3 separate regions of the Mus musculus genome follow, and all the other regions are linked to region 2. Evidence: chromatin loops called from intact Hi-C (ENCODE). Cell type or tissue: gastrocnemius. All regions are shown on one strand. Links, peaks and the distances in the headings refer to the core of each region. The heading gives the core; the rest is flanking DNA. Region 1 overlaps Xpc (xeroderma pigmentosum, complementation group C). Region 2 has its middle 73 kb from the start of Fbln2. Region 3 holds the start of Wnt7a (wingless-type MMTV integration site family, member 7A).

What was found. Peaks named below come from ENCODE experiments on the same cell type or tissue, not always from the same donor. Only the 100,000 strongest peaks of a DNase experiment are listed, where the experiment ranks them.
Region 1: a loop joins it to region 2, with 21 times the contacts of the local background. A loop is called at or near these places in 20 of 42 quality-filtered maps.
Region 3: a loop joins it to region 2, with 18 times the contacts of the local background. A loop is called at or near these places in 39 of 42 quality-filtered maps.

What each region holds. Positions count from the first base shown.
Region 1 is chr6:91,505,905-91,512,738 of GRCm38, reverse strand. Xpc (xeroderma pigmentosum, complementation group C) reads left to right here. Exons shown (of 16, transcript NM_009531.2): 2 at 2,081-2,282; 3 at 4,144-4,250; 4 at 5,780-5,900. Among named protein-coding and RNA genes, the nearest start is that of Xpc, 6.6 kb to the left of the region's middle. In gastrocnemius, for the core only: a CTCF peak has its summit at 3,222 (motif pointing right); a DNase peak (open chromatin) is centred at 3,218.
Region 2 is chr6:91,282,224-91,289,057 of GRCm38, reverse strand. No RefSeq gene overlaps it. Among named protein-coding and RNA genes, the nearest start is that of Fbln2, 73 kb to the right of the region's middle. In gastrocnemius, for the core only: a CTCF peak has its summit at 3,452 (motif pointing left); DNase peaks (open chromatin) are centred at 2,682, 3,010, 3,468, 4,119 and 2 more places; H3K4me3 peaks cover 1,246 bases; H3K27ac peaks cover 901 bases.
Region 3 is chr6:91,410,045-91,416,744 of GRCm38, reverse strand. It overlaps Wnt7a (wingless-type MMTV integration site family, member 7A), which reads left to right and starts at 5,392. Exons shown (of 4, transcript NM_009527.4): 1 at 5,392-5,706. The coding sequence starts at 5,636. Gm30437 (a long non-coding RNA gene) reads right to left here and starts at 5,417. Exons shown (of 2, transcript XR_377869.4): 1 at 4,734-5,417; 2 at 4,029-4,639. In gastrocnemius, for the core only: a CTCF peak has its summit at 4,817 (motif pointing right); DNase peaks (open chromatin) are centred at 5,452, 5,723, 6,075, 6,379 and 3 more places; H3K4me3 peaks cover 997 bases.

The sequences.
Region 1 (6,834 bases), core at 555-5,554, 220 kb before region 2:
CATAGTGAGTGCCAGGCCAGTCAGGGCTACACAGGAAGACTCTGCATTAATAACAACACAATGTTATATGTCATAGGGTGATTTAATCATTTCATAGCAGGCTATTCAGGGTTGTTTGGTTTGGCTTGGCGTAGTTTATTTTTTTGAGACAGAATCTTTGCTTTGTAGCCCAGGCTGGCCTATAACTTTTGGGAATCATTTTTCCTCACTCTCCTAGTGCTTGACTCACAGGTGAATACCACCAGGCTCCCCTGGGTATTCAGAGTTTTGATACTTTAAGTGTGCCGGATAGTTTTATATCAAATTGACACAAGCTAAAGTCATGGGAGAGGAGGGAAACTCAATTAAGTGTCTGCATAAGATCCAGTCGTAGGCAGACTTATAAGTCATTTTCGTAATTAGTGATAGATGTGGGAGGGCCCAGAATTATGGGTGGGGTTATCCCTGGGCTAGTGGTCCTGACATCTACAGGACTGAGCAAAACATGGGGAGCAACCCTGTAAACAGCACCCCTCCATGGCTTTTGCATCAGCTCCTGCCTCCAGGTTCCTGCCTTCAGGTTCCTGCCTCCAGGTTCCTTGAGTGGTGAACAATGCTGTGGAAATATAAGGCAAACAAACCCTTTCCTCCCCAAGTTGCTTTGGTCATAGTGTTTTGTCGCAGCAGTAGAAACCCTAAGGATAATAAGTATAATGTAATTCTTTTCCGTTACATCCTCCACCTTTTCAAACACAGAACCAAACTCTGTGCCTTTCAAATGACAAATTTGCTACTGCTTAGGACACTATTTTCTCAGTGTTTTGTTTGCCATTGTATCTAAATGTTTAAAACCTGGAAATTGCTGAGGCAGGAGAATCACCACAAGTTCTAGACCCTGTCTTTGAAATTAAAAAAAAAAAAAAAGAAAGAAAACAAAACAAGAATTAGTGTTTTATCTAGCATAAAAACAAATGTTTGTCTCATGTGAATTTTAGTTTAATTAAATTACTGTTTCATTTAAATCTAACCAAAGAGTCTTTGCCTCCCCCACAAACAAAACTATATTTTCTGAGAAGATAAATACGTACCCAAACAGTCAGCAAGACAAACAGTGAACGATAGAAATGGGTTGATTTAATAATTCAGCACTCCCTTTTGGAGTCTTCGCCAACCCCCACCCTGTTTTCAGGACAGGGCTTCTCTGTGTAGCCCTAGCTGTTTGAAACTCTCTCTTACAAGTCTACAGACTGGACTGGCCTCGAATCTGCAGTGACCCACCTGCCTCTGCTTCCCTAGTGCTGGGACTAAAGACATGCCACCATCACCCATACCTCTTTGGAGTCTTAAAGCTCATCTATCTTCCCAAAGTCAACTGTGGCAGGGTTATGGGAAGCGGAGTTTCTCCTTGGATTCGTTGATAATTTGCACCTGTAAAGTTGATGCAGATGTTTCAAAAGTCGAAAACCTTTTGGTATCTGAGCACTGGAATTGAGGCCAAGCAGCTGAGAAACATCCACAGCCCTCTCCCGACTCTGGAGCCTGCCGAGGCTGTTGACTTAACGGGCACGATCTAGGTTAGATCAGCAGCGTGCTTTGAGCAGAGTTTGGTGTAAAATATGGCAGAAACACAGTAGTAGGAATAAAGTGCAAAGAGGTTTGTGACCCGGAAGCATCTCACCTGAGAGTAGTAGATTCTGATAGGCCTTGGCAGGTGGGTGGTGGGCAAGGTGCGGATGAGTGGATTCAGGCATTTCCTTTAAGGTTGGAATTTAGAGTTTTAGTCACAGGGTGGTTTCAGTTTTAGACGTACAGCAAGAAAGGGGAGTGATCTGGGGGTGTAGCATGATGGCGGTGCTTCCCTACTCTGCAGATCAAGGTTTTGCGTTTGATCTGTAGTTTTCATTGTGACCATGGCGAAGGCTCCGTGTGAAAGGCTGAGCACTGGGTGCTGCCTAGGCACAGGCTGGTGAGCAGGTGACAGACGGGTGACAGAGCCCTGGTTGTGAGGAGACTATGAGCCTTTTCCTGACCCTTGCCCATAAGTCACACCGCCTCCACCTTCCCACCCGCCCTTCACATCTTGCCCTGTGTTGTCACCCAGATGACTTTGAAGATGAGAAGCAGAAACCCCGAAGGAAGAGCTCTTTCCCGAAAGTCTCTCAAGGAAAGAGGAAGAGGGGCTGCAGTGATCCAGGGGACCCCACAAATGGTGCAGCAAAAAAGAAAGTGGCCAAAGCCACTGCTAAATCCAAGAATCTCAAGGTTCTGAAGGAGGAAGCACTCAGCGACGGGGATGACTTCCGGTGAGACGCTCAGGCCCGGAGCCCAGAGACGAAGTGACTCCTTGCTCTCTAAGGGGATGGGGGAGGGGGAGGTTGTTAAGCCTTGCCAGACAGAGCCAGGCCAGCAGGAGCTGGAGGCCTCAGTTTCTGATGAGTTCAATGGCAGCTCACATATAGTCATTTATTCATGGTTTCACAGCTAGCTAGAAGCACACTCGGCCGTCAAATTCAGGGTTCCCGATTCTTGGTCTGGTGTTGTTTCAACTTCACAGACACTTAGCAGAGAGGCAGGAGAGACTTCTGCCATCTGGAAATTGGAACTGGCAACTCATGCTCCGTTGGATTTTGAGCGTTCACTGGGCACATTCTTGTCCCCTGCTGCCCTACTTAGTTTTATGTTTTTGTTTTCTTATAGTTTAGTGGATCAAACCAAAGGCTTCCTGCATTGTGAGTGAGCACCGAGCACTGAACCCCACCTTCAGCCCCCCTCTTCCTTCCATCTGGAGTATTTTCTTCCCCTCTCGTACTGTGTCTGAAGCCAGTGGCTCTGTTTTTTTTTTGTTTGTTTGTTTGTTTCGTTTTGTTTTTGTTTTTGACAGATTCTTGGATTTTTTTTTTTTGCTCCTGTTTCCTGCTGCTGCTGCTTCTGCTGCAGCAGAGTGTGCTATGTCCACCTGGATGATAGTTCTCTATGACAGTGCAAGCTACTCAGGTTTTGCCACCCTCTAGGGTGCTCACACTTCTTGGGCCTCAGCTACAACTGTGAGCTTCATTCATGTTCACAGGGCCTTCGTTCGCGTTCATCTAGGGTGGGCCTGTAGTTTGCCTTAATGGCAGCTGGATATCCTTATTTCAGGATGAGAGACAGTGAACTACCCAACCTAAGCAAGCTGGAGGGTAGGTGAATAGAGGAAGCCGAACTTGCCATTGATGATGGGAGGGCAGTCCAGCAGAGGGCAGTAGTGGGCCAGGGGAAGCGGCTGGACTCTCCACCGTGGCTCCTATGCCTCCTGGTTGCAAGTAGCAAACAAAAACAAAAGTGGAGGTCTTTTTTGAGCTTTATTGGAGCTCAGGACTGAGATGGTCCTAAAATGTCTGTGCTAAAAATCTTGGCTGTTTCCTCTAGATACCAAGTATCCGAACATTTACAAAGGCCAAAGTAACCCAGAACTGTCAACAGGATTTGGGGTTTATATATGACTCTGCAGACACATGTCAGGGTCCTGGCAGCTGTTTACCTCACACCTCACTGTCTGTCGAGCTACTTGTCTGCATGGGTTTCCCTATCAGCAGCTGCCCAGCCTGGACCTGCTTACAGGTTCTTGTGCGATCACACCTGACTTGCCATGTTTGAGGTGTGGCAGCTTCAGTGTCCTTGGGCTACATTTTCTTATGGGAGAAAAGCATTCTCTGAGTTGGGTCTCTGGCAACTCCGGCTCTGCTGGTGTGAGCTTTTTTTTCCCCTCCCTGGCCTCCAGCTCCGTGCTAGTGTACCTAGTTACCTCAGCAGTCCAAGACTTCTGGGATCATGTGATTGCTTTAATTTTGCCCTCACCTTTTCAAGGCACAGCAGTTTTGTTTTGTTTGTGTTTTTGCTTTGTTTTTGATTTTTTTGTTTTTTGCTTTTCACATGGATTGTGAGTTAATAGGTTCTGGGTTTGTTTTGAGAAACAAACTAAGCAAGCTTAGTTGCCAGGGTAACCTTACACTGGAGCTCTTCCCACTTCACGTCTTGAGACTTTTGCGAGCCAGCTGTCCGTCATTTTCATGGATGTGGTTGCAATAAACAGTCAATAGGAGAAGGACTCCTGGAGGTTTGCTTAGCCTGAGTGTGACACTAGGATATGTATGTGAGCCTTCTGTGTCTTTGATCCATATACAGGGACTCACCAGCTGACTGCAAGAAGGCAAAGAAACACCCAAAAAGCAAGGTGGTGGACCAAGGCACTGATGAAGATGACAGTGAGGATGACTGGGAGGAGGTGGAAGGTGAAGTTCTCTTGTTTTCTAAACATTGGTTCTGAGTTTGCTGTTTGGAGCTAAGTCACATGTTGCAATCTTTGTTGTTTCTTTGTAACAAAGACCATCTTGAGATAAGTTACAGTAGGGACTTGATAGAAGCAATACCGAGGAAGAGTGCATCCAGAGGGGCTGTGGAGTCCTAACTTCAGCCCAGTGCCGCCCCACATAGCTGTTTGCTTGCCTGAGGCAGGTTTTTTCACAGGCAGCATTCTGCAAATCGCATGCAGCTGTGAGTTGTGCCTAGTCAGGCTGCAGGATTTGGGGAGGAAGTCTGTAAATGCTGTAGGCCTGAGCCTCAGGTCCACACCCTGAGAGTGGTACTAATGATTCCTTCTGTGGGGCATGCTTTCCCCCAGCCTTTTATTTGACAAGGTTCAAATCTACCAAGAAATGAGAGTAGTCTGATACCTGGTCCTTTATATTGAATGTTTCTTTCTCTATGTAGTCCCAAAGCTTGGCTTTTGAATATTTGAGCAAGCCTTTACTAAGAAGGTAGTGGTGTCTTATCTGACAAAGCAACCTCATCACACCCCAAACATGAAAAACAACCCTCAGTTGTTAAAAAAAAAGTCTTTATATCTCGCTTGCTTTCTTTTTCTCTTTCTAACCCAGGTCCCATGGTTGTTATGAGTTTGTACATGTCTTTTAATCTAAAGCCCCCACCATGTACTACCTTTATTAATTCCTTATGGTGCCTTAGGAATGCTAGGAGGGTGCTCTGCCACAGAACTACGACTCCTATGCCTTGCTTTTTTGGTTTGGTTTTTAAAGTGTGTGTGTGTTTTATGTACATATGTGTGAAAGTTTATGAGTTTTATGTATGTGTCTGTGTCTGTGTATGGTGTTGATCAGAGGACAACTCTCAAGAGTTCTTTTCTGTCACCTTGTGGGATCCAGCCCCAAAGTCAGGACCTCAGGTTGTGTATAGTCTTGCCGGCCTCCAGGCCGTGGTTTGTTTGTTTTTTTTAAGATGAGGCCTCTATTATTGAACTTGCTATGTAGCCCAGGCTGCCCTGGGATGTAGGGCCTCTGGTCTCACTGCTGAGTGCTGGGATCACAGATGTGTGCTACCAGAGCAGGCACTGTCTTTTTTCCTCTTTGTAGAGCAATGCCTGCTTTGAAAAGTCCTGGCCTCTTGCTTTTTAGAATATCTGGTTTTATCAGATAAACAATCAGGAGTCTCAGGGCTTCCTTGTCTACTCCTGATCTTGTTTCCCCAGCAGAACCCTGATTTTGTCCTATATATTACCTCATTATTGTTAACTTTAACTTAGGTGTATAAGTGTTTTGCCTGCATATATGTCTGTACCATGTGCCTGGTACCCATGGAGGCCAGAAGAGGGTGTTGAGTCCTCTGGGACTAGAGTTAATAGCTGTGAGTCACCTTGTGAGTGCTGGGAATTGAACCCAGGCCCTCTGTAGTCAGGGCTCTAAGCCACTGAGGCAAATTTCCAGCCCCAATTATTACTAACCACCTTTAAAATTACCGTTGATAGAGCTTACTGAACCTGTGCTGGACATGGGAGAAAATTCTGCCACCTCACCGTCTGACATGCCTGTGAAGGCGGTGGAGATTGAAATTGAAACACCACAGCAGGCGAAAGAACGGGAAAGAAGGTAGGCTGGGCTCTGCTTCTGGGCCCCTGACCTGAAAATAGGCAGCAGACACACGGAGAAAGCCTTTGCATGTCAGCCTGGTCTGGAGCCACAGGGGAGAGCGTGGGTCTGCAGTGGAACTGATGGAGACACCTGGATGTCCCTGCTGGGTGGGAGATAGAGGTGCATGACACAAACTGAGCACCTGTTTATCTCTGACTACCTGACCCTAGAGCAGGAGTATAAATGAGAGGCTCAGAGAGCATGTGTGACAGTCCAGGAGTCACCTAGCCAGTGAGTGGAGGACCCAAGACCTGAATTCCCGCTGGCTGACACAGCACTTATGCTTTCCCTACCACGAATCTACAAGGCTTGAGATATGCCCACTGTGGAAGGAGCACCCACCCTGCTCCACTGTAGTCTCCTGATGGCCTAGGAAAATGGAGCAGCGAAGCTCGCTAAGGAGGTCACTTCAATGGGAGACATTGTGTGTTTTAGGAAGTGCAAGGTTTTCCTGTAGGTTGATGGGCCAGGGTGAAAGATTTTGCAGAACAGTCATGTAAATGTCTTCTTTAATTTAGCGTCTGTGTGACGGTTTGAGGAGGAAGTCAGTGGTTAAGATTCTGAAGCAAGGGAGTTTGAGGCCTGTGGGTGAGGCACAGCATGCTGGGAGGGGTTGGAGGATGTATTGCCCAAGAGCAGATTACAGATGGGAGCTGCTGCATCTAGGGGCTGCACAGAGACCTGTGAGCAGGTTTGCAGATGAGAAGTGCTACATCCGTCATAGCTGCAGAGATGGACCAGACTAGGGCAAGAGGGAATGAGCAAAAGACAGCCATGTGGACAGAGAAACCTCAACCCTCCAGACTGGAGTGTTTACTACATAGAGGTGATCAGGGAGGCAGGGCTATTACACAGAGATAAACGAGGAGGAAGGGTCTATGGTGTACAGCTG
Region 2 (6,834 bases), core at 576-5,575:
TGCATCCTGGAGTGGTCAATCTTCCAAATACTTGGATGTAAGCAAAAGCTGCACTCCAGCTTCAGGAGTCTTTCTGAGGATATAACAGATACCTCCACTTGGCTCCTTTTCCTTCTGTCCTTCTTTGACCTGCTGTACAGAATTAAGTTATGAGGGCCAGAAACCTGACAGCCATCTTGGCTGTCCCCTTTGGTTTGGTAGAACCAGGAGCCAGAAGGAAGTTGGTCCCTTTGTCCAGCCTATACCACCAACTAGAAGATTTACATATGAAAAAGATAGACCTCCCTGTTGTGTTTAAGCCAATGGAGTTTTCTTTCACAGCCTAGCTGACCCACTGATTCATATTCTACCAAGATTGGGCACTCCTGGCTCCTGATCCACCCTTCAATACAATTTCAGGACAAAAACCATCAGGGTGCCCTCTTCTTACCAAATGGTCATCCAGTTGCTGCTTGGACACCACAGGGGAAAGGTTCAGCCAGTGCTGCTGAGCTGGGACAGGAAGCTGGTCTGTAGTCCAGGGCTGGAATCAGCCTCCTGCCCTGGGCTCTGGGTCCAGCTCTGGCCCCACTCCATCACCATCCCAGACCAAGACCAGGATTCCCTAAGGCTGGACTGTTCTTCTGTAGGCTCTGGACACCTGCTGCTGTGACTTCTGTATCCCAGAAGTGAGCTCCATCTCCATTTGAGGCGTTCTAAAGCTGGGGGAGGGTTTCAGAGGCTCCCTTGCTCCCCCAAGACAAAGAAGAGGATTAGGTCACGGAGACCAGGCTATGCCCGTGCACAACATTCTGGGCTTCTCACCACTCACCTGCTTTATCTCCTCACCTGGCTCTCATGGAGCCATCCTGGTTTGCAGATGAGGACAGTGAGGCCTGGGAAAGTAGAGAGAGGGGCAGCTGCCCAGCCTGGCCCTTCCTCCATCCCACCCCTGCACCTCGGCCCGCCCAGTGCTGTCCTGGTCGGTCGGGACAAGACTCCGACTTGCAGAAGAGATTAGGACTAAGGAGAAAGAACGCCGTCCTGGCCCCGCGCATGCCCTGAGTATTTAAATTCTTTTTCATAATTATCTCAGATAGTAATTACTGCAGAAGCAGATGCGCTTATCGCAGACAAGAAGCCACCTGCCTTCCCATTTTTGTCAAAAGTGGAAACTGACATTATTTTTGCGTTTTGCTTCAATGGCTGTTTTCACTGTAAGTAGCACCTTCACCACAAGGAAAGCAACCCTGGAGAGGGAGGGGGTGTCCAAGCCTCAGGGTGATTATTCCAATCCTGCTGTGGGCATTGCTCAAGGGCTTGAGGGGAGAGAGGAACATACTTCCACAAAATGTACAGCTGGGGTTCACTCCTAGGGAGAAGCGGGCACCCCTCCCCCACTACACCCCTCCCCCACTACACCCCTTGCCCACCATAGGACTACAACCCTCTGGACTCACCCACCCACCACAAACATCAGTGTCCTGGACCTTGAAAGAATTGGCTCCCATGAGAAGTTCTCATAAGCCCCCAAGAGGATGCCCCTCCAAGGACTGGGCACTCGAAGCTCTCTCCTCTCTCACAGCTTAACTCAGGGGCCTTCAGTAACAAGAACAAGGGACAACCTGAGAACCCTCCATCAAGGAAAGGTCCTGCAACCAGGCAGGATAACTGACCTTCAGGAATCAGGTGGGAATCCCAGGCCTGGCTCTGCCAGCCTCTCTGGTCCCCAGTGTCCCTTCTGTCAAATGGACAGTCCCAAAGGATCTTGACCACCTCTTCCCTAATGAATAAATCATTCCTCCTGGAAAGCTTTTGGCGTGAACACCTGAACACGGGGGTCTCTTTCCACTCTCAGCCCCAAGTCACAAATTGTAATTGTCAAGAACTACAATTTAGCGTACTGGGTACCTGGAAGGCATTGCTCATTGAGTCATTTATCTTGCCCCCAAATCCCACATTATGGGTCCATTCTCATTCCTCCTTTTCACTCGGGGAAGCAGACTCAGGGTGGGTGAGTTTTCCACAGCCTTACAGCAAATCTACTAAAGCACTCAGTAATCCGTTCCCGAAGATGAAAATCTGATTGCTCCCATTTCCCAAGAGGAGGCACCGAGGTTCGGAGAGCTGTACCTCGGGTTTGGGGGAGTACAGACCCAAGCGTGAGCACAGAGGAACTGGAAGGGAGCCCTGAGGAGTTCAGCCTGCCTTCTGGAAGAGCCCCCTACTGGGCGTGCCACCTGTCCCTCCTCACAGCTGCGTTCTGCTGCCCTCGTGTGGTCAGAAAGGTTGACGGGGCTTCGAGCCTCTAAAAATTTGCGCGAACAGAACAGACGTGGTCAGAAGGCAAGAGTGTATGGGTAAAGAGAGAGAGCACAGCCCCGCCCTGGAGTCCTTCTCAGTTTCCACTGACTCCCTGTAGGCAAGCCACTTCCTACTCTTTGTCCTAGCAGATCTGTCTAGGACAGTCTTCCCTGACTTTATCTCTTTCCAACAGCGTCCCCCAGCCCTACCCATTAGCCATGATGTGGATGTATTGATTGTCCCTGTGCAGAAGTGAACCTGGCCTAGGTACTTCGCGGTAGAGGCTTGGAATGGGCCCTCTTCATCACCCTACATGCCTCTAGTCAGCGAACTTGAGCTGATTCGGCTGCAGGCCCTCTAATGTGTCAGGCAACAAGCCCCGCACTATAAGCATTCGCCCGCTGCGGGATGCTGTCCACTACAGTCTGCACACCAGTGGGCAGCCTCCGAGGGGCGTAGACTGTATGACGCGGGAGGACAACCGAGAGCACAACGACCAAGGGCGACGGTCTCTGCTGGGAGGAAGAGGGTGGTCTGGCACTGAATTTGCCTCCCAAATCAACCTGGGGGAGCCTCTCATTGTTCTTGTCTCGCCAGGAGGAGAAAAGTTTAGTCTAAATGCCGTCTGGTCCTCACGAGCACCTGCCAGGACACAGTGCTCAGCGACTTGCTTCTCTGTGTCTCCACTGCTGAGGCCCCGCATCGCCCAACCTACTAGTCAACCGTGCTGTGATGGGCAGGAACATGTGTACATCTGGGAGTGATCCAGGTTTCCTGTCGCAACCCGGTGAACCCGCTACTCGCAGCAATCTCATCTCACAAGGCAGGAAAATCAGACACCAAGAAGTCTAGGAACTTGCCTATGTCTCACAGATGGGAAAAGGCAGAACGGAGATCTGAATTCTGCGGGACAGGACAGGGCCGTGGGCTGCAGTGTCTAAGCCCTGCTCTCTACTGAAACCCTTAGCGCACCAGCCCTGCGATCTGGAGCAGAGACCTGCAATCAGCAGGGCTCAGAGTGTGTGATCTCCGGGTAGAAAGTTCTAGGACCTGCGCCTCGGCTTTCCGCGGACCAGCGCCTAGCGCCCCTGCGCCTGGATAGCTTTCTGCCAGAGCCACCGCTCGGACACACGCACTGACGATCCGCGACGCTCGCAGCGCCTCCTGGTGGCGTCCAACATCCTCAGCGGCGGTGGCTTTGGCGCACGCCCTAGCTGCACTGGCCAAAGGCGGCTGGCCACGCTAGGGACTGGCACTCAGCAGCTGAGCTTCGCCACCTGCCGCTGGAGTCCGGGCTCTTCCTGAGAGTCCCGGCATGCCTGCCCCATGGCTCCAAGCCAGGCTGAAAGTCAGAGCCCGGAGTCAACGGCCCGACTTCACCGCGGCCTCCCCGTGAGCAGCTGTCCCGCTCTGGATATGTGGGCCCTGAAGAGGGACCCGGGAGTGTCCACCTGTGGCCACGCTGACTACGCTGCGCACCCGCCAGGCCCACATCCTGCCCCGGTGGGCGCGAGCAGGCAACGGCGCCCACCCTGCTTATCACTGCAGAACGGAGAGCGGGAAATGCCAGGGCCCGGGGCACGGAAAAGGGCGGAGAGCTGGTCCCTAAAGCCACGTGGGTTGGGAATATGCCTCTGGGTCAAGTGCCCAGGGACTTGATCTTCCGGCTACACTGCCCTGTCCTCGAGAGCTTTTCAAACTGGTGACGCAAACATCAATTTGGGGAGGGAAGGGGAGGGGTGTACAGCCAAAATAATGCCCCCCTCCCTGTGCGGCCCCGCCTTAGTCACTGGTCTCTTCACAGCTAGATCTCAGGCTACGGGGGATGGGGAAGCCGGGGGAGGGGGAAGCCGAAGGCAGGCCCAAGTCTAACAAAGGACTGGATGCTCCCTAAGCCCGAGCCAAGACTGTTTCCATGGTAACCCTCTTCAAGGATAAAGGAAAGGCTTGGTTCCCCCAACACGATGCTACTAGCTGTGAGAAGGGGAGCTGAGCCTTAGAACACAGGTAGGGAGACTGAGTTTGGGGAAAGGATAGGGACATGTTGCAAGTTCCCCTACTATCCAAGACACCCAGGTTTCCCACTGAAAGTCCATCATGTTTCCTAGAGCACCTGTTTCCTGAAGCCCCCGCTATTTCACACTGAGGACAGGAACACTATCTGTAAGTGACCAAGCTCTGAGGAAGCTACACTTCTCTAGGGAGAGGAAGAGCACGGTGGTGAGGAGGGTCATCATGGAAGACCTGGTGGCCAGCAAGGGCATGCCTGAGAAAACACATGGGGTAGTGGGGCCTTCTGGAAAAGAGGAAAGGAAAGAGGCCTTCTGAACATCAGGAAGCAATGTCTGGGGCAAAGGGAGTGGTCCCAGGCCAGGCAGCAACTTTAGCCTACCGAGCATCTGGGAGATGTGGCGGCTCCAGGGAACCCTAGGTGGGCAGGGGTAGGTTAGCCCAAGCAGTCAGGCACTGCAGAAAAGGGCTGTATCCACAGAAGCAAGTCTCCTGCAGAGGCACGCTGGGGCATTGGAGGCTAGCAGCAAGAGAGACATGGGGCAGGGATCAGGCCGGAGCAGCTAGGTCTGCACACGAGGATGGTCTGAAATAGAGAAGCTTACGGAGGGATGGGGTCAAGTTCGGGAATGTCCTCAGAGTTCATTCTGCAGAACTCACCAGGGGTGTGAATGTTGGGGAACAGAGGGGGGGAGATCTAGAATGTTCTGGGGTCCAATAGATAGAATATGGGAGTGTGAAAGAGGAGTCATATTTCTAGCCCAAAGCAATGGAGTTGCCAAGGGGCTATCTCTCCTCCCTCCTGTTCCAGCTTGGACTACCCTATGCACACCTTTCTCATTCACCCCTCTCATGGTCACCCAACCCACTGCTGCATTTTTGCTCTGCCCATAGACTGAACATTTTGACAAACACAACTGTCGACTATCTGAAAAAGACCTGCCTTTCCACTGAGCTGTGTGCGCAAGGTTGTTTAAATTCTCTACAAACATTTCTTTGCTTTATGCCACACCTGGTGCCACTAACTGGGACTCAGTTTACCATCATCATAGCCCCTTCTTCCCCCTCACTCCTCCTTCTCCTCCATGCAGAACCCCGCCTTACTCCTACCTGTTTAGAAGCAGCCATGTCTGGAGCCACAAGTGGGATGTTATGCAAAGGCCATGTGGTCTGGAGGAGACTCCCCAAGAGGACAGGTTAGTCTGGGGCACAAATTTCAGTGTGCAGGCGGTGTACAGTGAGTAGGCCAGGGTATGGCTGCCAAGGCTGTGCTGTTCACAGTGAAGAAGCTGAGGCCTCCCAGCCTCAACCACAGAGAGAACAGCCCAGACTTGGGTCATGGCACACTTGGCCTTCTTGGTGCTGGAGTTCTTGTCCCCCAGCCGTGGTAAAAGGAACCTTATTCTCTTTGGGCCTGACCTTTGGAGGCAGGATAGTATTCAGAAAGCCTCAATCCCAGCTACCATCCCTCGGGCTCTGCCAACCTCCCACAGGGATGGCTCGGCTGGCCCAAGGGCGTTGGCCTGATGACTCGGCTATGGGTGGGAACTTCAGGCACAAACCCTGACCCTGATGCCGAAGCCCTGGAGCCAGCACAGCAGCACTACTGTCCCTTCCTGTTCCCACCCTTCCTGAGCTTCAAAGGGTCAAAGTCCTAGAACAGGGAGGACAGAAACCTTAGTGTCAGCCAAGCAGAACTGGCCTTGAGCTTCCGATCTGATAAAATGGACAGAAAGGAGGATGAGTCTCTGACTACCCTACCAGGGCACGGCCTCAGAGTCTGAGCCCTGTACCTGGGGCCAGAGCTGAGTTATCATCAGCCCCTGCTAAGGAGGAGCCAGGAGCAGGTGCTTCAGGGCTAAGGAGAGGATACCTGGGCAACTCCTATTCCACCAACCTGCCCCATACCCCGGTCCTGGCCCACTCTGGATCTTCCTCCCAGCTAGTTTGCATCCTGGCAAGAGCATGCCTGTGTTGTTGATTCACTCAGCATGTATCTGTGTCTGCTTTGCTCCATGCCTGGTGCTGGGTGCTGGGGACTCAGAGGGGAACTCATTTGCACATACACTGAGAAGTGAGACTAGCAAGCACCTAGAAAGCAGTTGGGGAAGCTCTAACTCTGTGGAGGGTGCTCAGAGCTGGGCATTGCAGGATGTATAGGAGTTTCCATGCTCTCCAAGCAAAAGGTCCAGAATGGGAAAGAAGAGTGGGCAAGGTGACTGGTGCACAGGGTTCGGCAGGGAGTGATGGCCACAAGACTGAAGAGGGTGGGGCCAGGATGGTGGGCTGTGAAACTCATTCGTATTGCAAGCAATGGAGAGCCATGGTGAGATGAACACAGCACATGTCAGGAGCATGCTCTGCTAGCTACTGGCAACCCCCTCCTGAGACAGCAGGCTTGGCAGATAGACTCAGTCAGAAAAACCAGCCCCACCCCAGCCTCTCATCAGCCCTAGCTGAGGACCCTGTGCAATCCTGAGAAGGATTTGCAACCTCTCTGGGCCTAGAAAGTGAAGACAGGCATAGAAGGGAGGATGATTC
Region 3 (6,700 bases), core at 1,701-6,700, 130 kb before region 2:
GGGAGTTAGCGTCCCTAGCCCTCTCCACTTGCCTGGCTCCTCCACGGCATGGCTGACGGTGGTGGGTAACTCACAGGCTTTCAATCTGCTTTCTTCCCAAGAACCGCAGACTACAGAGTGGGTTTAGCGTGAACACAGATTCATTCGTGGGAGCACTGGGAGGGGACATTGGGTTTGTGTCCATCTAAAAGCAAGAATGCTTTAAAGTCTCACTTCTGGGGACTCGAACACTTATTTCCCAAAACACAGCACTCTGGGGAGAGCCAGACTCAGCACCAGCATGCCAGGCACCGATTCTGAGTTGGAGAGATGAGGACCAGCAAGGGGCTGAGGGCCTGCTCTCCTTCATCTTCCAATGTCACCTGTATGAGGAGAAACTGGGCCCAAGCCACTTCTGTCCCCTGTGCAAGAAGTTAACCATGGACTGCAGCAGGCTGCTCTCCCTGACAGCACTGAGCGGAAGTGGGAGTCCTTCCCCCTCTTAACCAAATGGAGCGTCCTAGTTTGGATTTTAGCTGTCCCTACAGGCCCATGTAAAGGCTTGGTTCCTAGCTTGAGGTGCTACTGGGAGGGAACTGGGCCTTCCAGTGGGAGGATGTTAAGTCACTGGGGGCAAGGCCTTGAAGAAGAGAAGAGAACCTCAGCTCCTTCATGTCCCTCTCTTGCTTCCTGGATGTCATGACGGGAGTGTGTTTTTCCCCAACAGCCTCTTGCTATGATGAGCTGCCTAACAACAGGGTTAAGCATCCATGGACCTAAACCTCTGATATCAAACAAAGCTTTCCACCTTTAAGCTAAAAGCTGGGGAGGGTAATTTGTCACGTGGCAGCTGACTGTCATGGGGCTCTGGGTTTCTGCTGTTCCCCAGCTATGGGAACAGGGTCTCCAGGCCTCATTGTCCTGTCCTACCTGCTCTCACCCTGGGGGATAGGATCTGCAGGCAAGAGCTCCAGGGCAGGAGGCCCAAAGCTTTCATAAGAGAGGCCTGGGTGACTCCTGTCACTTCTGACTGCTTCTTTCTAACCGTCGCTCTCCATGGGCTGGATGCTCAGGCTCTTGAAAGAATCACCTGGGTGTCACATCCATCTCTTTGGTGGATGCTGGTGACACAGGCCACATCGGTGAAGCATAACAGCCACTATGATGGGAAGAAGTGTCCTGGCTAGGGTCTTCAGGGTGGTCCATGGGTGCTTTTCATCACCCTGTACCAGCACAGATTTCTTTGTCAGAGACGTTCTTTGCTGCTAGTTGAGGTTCTTCGCAAGCCACTGAGTCACATCAGCTGTGCTTCTCCTCTGAGCACCAGCATACTTCACTTATTCTTTGTCAGTAGTCTGCCTAGCACAGGCCCCAGCAGCTCGATACTTCATTAATAAAAGGGGTTCTATAGCCTATGATTTTTTTTTTTTTTTTGCTTTATGACTCTTTTTTTTCTCTCTCTCTCTCTGTGTGTGTGTGTGTGTGTGTGTGTGTGTTGTGGGGGGTTATGTGTGCACAAGCGTTTACTAGTGTGTTCACCTGTGTATGAGTTACAGAGGCTAGAGGAGGATGTTGGGTGTCCTACTGTGTTGCTCTCCATCTTATTCCCTTGAGACCAGGCACCTCTTAGTAGCAACTGTTAACTGTGGTTCTGGGACTGGGCTGGTTATTTCTTCTGCCCCCAACAGGTGGCGACAAAGCCCAGAGTGAGCGCCTGCCCAGGTATGCTTGGTTTGCCTGAAGAACAAGAAGCCCACCGGGACAGCTCTTTCAATGATCCAAGTAGTGGTTGCAAATGGGGGTGGGGTGGGGTGGGGGGAGATCCTGGGCTAGCAGAAATTTGCAAAAAAAGAACTTCTGCAGACAGTCCCAGACAGTTGATCTAGGGCTCAGGACTTTGGGATGCTTTAAATAAAGTTTCTCCTTCAGAACTCTCAACCCCCTCTAGTAATTGACCTAGAAGTTACTAGCTGCAGAGCATACCCAACAAACAAGCGAATGAAAAACTGTCTTGGACCATGAATTTAATAAGTGGCAGAGCTGGCACCAAACCCCATGCTTAGCTGATCCCCAAATGTGCGATCTCTTCAGCAAGCCATGGTTTTGGTTTGACATAAGCTCTGTGCAGTTGTGTAATCAGAGCAGAAGGACTTTGTTATGAGGAGATTGTACTCTAATGAGAGGCCTCTGGGGTGAGCCTGGATATCCTTTAGGATGGGAAGGGCTCTGCCAAGACAAGCCCAAGGGCACTGGAAACCCAAGGAAGAATTACAATAAAAATATGCTATCTACAAATACAGACCTGGTCCTATGTAGGGATATGTGTCTGACTCATTCAAAGATTTGCAGAGAATATCGGACCCTCTATATCTCTAGATTCTATAGAGCCTGGAACACATTAATCCTTGATGAATATTTGAAAAATGGATGAAGAAGAAACCAAGAACCGTGGGTAGAAGCCAGGTGGGTCAAGGCAAGCTTTTCAGGTGAGTGGGGATGTGGGTGGGTTACAAACTTACCAGGTGGAAAGGGAGCTAAAGGCATTGGAGTTATACAAAGAGGAAGGATAGGGTGCGCCTTTGCCCATGTTCAATGTGCATCTAATGCCTTTAACACACACACACGCACACGCACACGCACACACACACACACACACGTAACATGGGAGCTATGGCTAGAACCAGTGCTTCAAGTTCAAATCTCAACTCTATCATATACTACTGGCTGTGAGGATATGGGGATATTTAATACTCCACGATCGCGTTCTTCATATAAACAGGGATGTGATAATGAGAACAGGGCCTCACAGCATTGTCAGAGGGCTCTGAGGTAACATAGTGCAGTTCTGAGGGCAGTGCAGACATGGGGGGCAGTGCTGCCTCTGGGCTTGGCCATTCCGCCATCCTCAGAATGGCTCCTGTATGCATCTGTGTACCATCACCTGCACCATTCCTGTTTCCCTGACACCGAGGAAGCTATCACAGGCCTGCCCAGAGGCAAGTCAGGAGGGCACAGAGAACTCCTTGCAGGAGAAGGGCGGAGACTGGGTTCTTCCCACCCACTCTTCTGTCTCAGCTTGTTTTCCAATCAGTTCTTCCTCCCCCCCCCCCCCCTTCCCTTTCCCAGCAGATGCCCTCAGCCTTTGCCAGGGCTGTTGCTGTCACCACAGCTGCCACAGGACTTGCAGGTCATGTGTGTCCCAACATCCATGACGTGCATGACTCTGCTTTAAGATGACAATGGTGCATATTGGAAGTGACACACCAGAGAGATGTTCTGGAGGAGACCTCAGATGACTAGACAGAGGAGGAATACAAGAGAATGTGCTATGGGTAAAGAGGACACCCAGACACTGTCCACAATGCCTCACCTGGGCAAATCTGAAGCCAGGAAGACTGAGTGGATGGCTGGTGGCATCTGGAGGGCCTTCAGTGACCTGTGTAGCAATCATAATGGATCCCACCAGTCAAGGTCACAATTAGGACTGTGGGCTGCAGTGGCTGTACATATTCCTGGTTTCCTCACAGCACAGCAGTCATTAGGGTGGGTCAGGGCTCCTGTATGCATCCATTCACCTGCACCATTACCTCTTCCCTGTTATTGAGGAAGCCATCACAGGCCCACTCAGAGGCGAGCCAGGAGGACACAGAGAACTTGCAATGGAGAACGTCTGAACATTGTAGTGGCCATGTTCTGAAAGCACCCCCAGGCTTGGGGGGGGTGATATAGCTTAGTTGGGAAAGTACTGGTTTAGCACTAGAAAAGAACTAGGTTCAATCCCTGACATCCTATAAAGCAGGGTGGGAGTGCACAGTCTGTAATCCCAGCACCCCTGAGGTGGAAGCTGGGGGACCAGTGGGTCAAGGCTATCTCCACTTCAGTCAGATTCATGCCAAAACGGCAATAAAAGTTCTCCAGCACAAATGTCCCATCTGTCCCTGAACCCATGTTGAAGTCTCCCTAGTCCAACAGGCTCCCCAGTGTCCAATTCCCTTCCCAGCCCCCATCAGTGTCTCCATGGGACACCCAGAGATACACACACACACAAATGAGTTACCTGCTTTATTCTCCAGGGTCTCCATTGGACTCCAAACTCTTCTAGGAATACAGTCCCCCTCTCTTCCCTCCACATCACTGGCTTTCTTTCTCTTCATCCTTGCTCCTCCTTCACCCACTCCTAGCTTCTACCATAATGGGCCCAAATCCTGTGATCTGCTGCGGACAGCCCAGCCACTTCCTCAGAGCTAAAACAAACATTTTAGTGCACAGAACCCTCTTTCCCATTGCCCGGTCCCCGGTCCTGTGACCTTCTCACCAGCCGGTGCCATCTGAAGCTATGCATGTGCTTACTGGACAGGGCTCCTGTACGTATCCATTTACCATCATCTGCACCTGTCAATGAGGAAGCTATCACAGGCTTGCCCAGAGGCAAGGAAGGCGCGCACAGAGAACTCCTTGCAATGGAGATTGGTTGAACAATGTAGTGGCCATATTCTGAAAGCGCCCCCCCCCCAGGCTGTACCCAGACCAAGGTCTCCCGTGTTCCTTGAATCCACGGTTGTCAGCATGGCTGGCGCCAGTAGCCCGTGGACGCATGCGTGAACAGCGGCTGTACATGAAGGTATGCATGAAGAACTGCAGTCTGGAAGGCTAAGCAGGCCTGGAGTGGAGAGAAGAGTAGGGGTCACTAGAGTTGGGGCTACCTTGTTCCAATCTGGCTATTCACCTGTTAGTGACTTTGAGTTTGACTTCACCTCCTCAGTTTCTCCAACTGAAACTTGGGCTGCGTGTCTCTGATCAGAAAGACAAAAGGCCAGAATGCACCACCTGCCGCACCCAGCAGGTGTCGCCGTGAGAGCGCTCTGAGCTTTCACCTGCGCGTGTTCTCAGGTTCTGCTACTGGTCATTGGGCTCCAGTCCAATTCCAAGTCTCCACCGGTAGCAAGATTCCGGAGGATCCTGTCACGTCTCGCCTTAGGTGCAATCAGCCCCTCGCACAGACGAGGGTGAGGAGAGAATGTGTGGGGTAGTAGTTCTGCAGGAGTCTCCACCCCAGTTCCCTGTTTCTGGCCCGTGTGACAGAGCTCTAACAAGGCGTGAGGGTTCTGAAATGAGCCTATATCCTCTACACCCAGAGGATGGCCCTTGGGCACCTGCTGGTCTCAACCTGCGAGTTAGCGAAGGATGCTAGGCAGGCAGGATTCCACCGCCCTCCACCCCCAACTCCGCTCCACGCCCCCGCCTCCCACCGCCGCGAGCTCGGAGGAGCGCCGCGGGAGCGCGCTCGGGGCAGACATCCTCGACCCGCGGGCGCTTGGGCGCGGGGCGGGCGCTCCGGGAGGCGGGCGGGGGAAGGGCGGAGAGGGAGGGGCGGGGGCGGGAGGCAGCAGCGCCCCGCAGTCCCCGCGCCTCAAACACTTGCCGCGATCGCTGGCGCGCAGCGGCGCCCCTTGTTGCGCTTGTTCTCCCCTCCTCTGGCTCCGCGGCTCCCGCGCTCTGGGACAGTCTCCAGTGCCTAGCGCGGACCGACGCACCGACGGACCGCCCAGGGAGCCTCGGCCCGCGCCCCCTGCGCAGGCTATGTGGATTGCCCCGCCGGGCCCGGCTGGCGGGATCAGCACAGCCCGGCCCGTGGCACCCGCCACCAGCGGGGACTATGACCCGGAAAGCGCGGCGCTGCCTGGGCCACCTCTTTCTCAGCCTGGGCATAGTCTACCTCCGGATCGGGTAAGCACCGCGCGCGTTCTTTCCGCGCGTGCGACGGAGGCAAAGTTGACTGGGCCCGGGAGGGAGGCGCGCTGCCCAACTTAGCTCAGGAGAGGCAGTGGGAGGTGCAGGAACCCTGAGGGCACAAAGGCTCCCCGTGAGCGGACAACCCAGGGGCGCACGCAATTCCACAGACTCGGGCAGGGGATCGGCCATCCCAAGGATCTCAGAGTCAGGGATACCTCCAGAAACAGACAGTTAAGTGTTTCTGGAAGCGAATATCTGCTCTATGGGGTCCCCAGGAACCGCCCCACCCCCCGCCCCTGCGCGCAAGCCACAAGCACAGTAGATCCGGCAGGACCACAGCCACCCCTAGAGAGCTCAATTCCCAGCAGGAATTCTACGCGCGATATTGTGAGCGCAGCCCTTTTGCAGACAGGGCTACTCATGTAGCAAACGTGGGCCCAGGACTGGGGGTGTTCCCTGGCAAAAGCATAAACCACCTTTCAGAGCTCTGGCACCGCCTCATTTCCAGCGGCCCTCAGACCCCCTTCCCAAGCTAGGAGGACAGCACATTTAACAATCAGAACCAAATAGTACGACCAGAGATAGTTAATGGCTAGTCGGAGACACCAAGGAGAGACGCTCTCTAGCCGCCACCCAAAGAAAGCAAGACAGCCGACCCTGGGGTCGCTGGGGTGGGAGCCAAAGAACCCAGGCGTCAGGAGGTGGGGCAGGAGACACTCTAACTGGAAAGTGGAAGCAGGTGGCTTCTTGCGCTGCGTTGCGCGGCCTCTCTTTGTACTTAGGAAGTGACTTGTGTGCAGCACGGTTTTGGGGACGTGGGGGGCTTTAATCATAGACAGAGGTCCTAGCGCCAAAGGGCTACCTTGGGAGGCTTCACACCTGCCTCTCTCTATACACCCCTACTACCTGTGAACCTCCTGTCGCTGCCTTGGGAAGAACTGGACCCAAGGCCAGGGGGCGTGTGTGGCAGACCCTTTGTGTTTCTCCG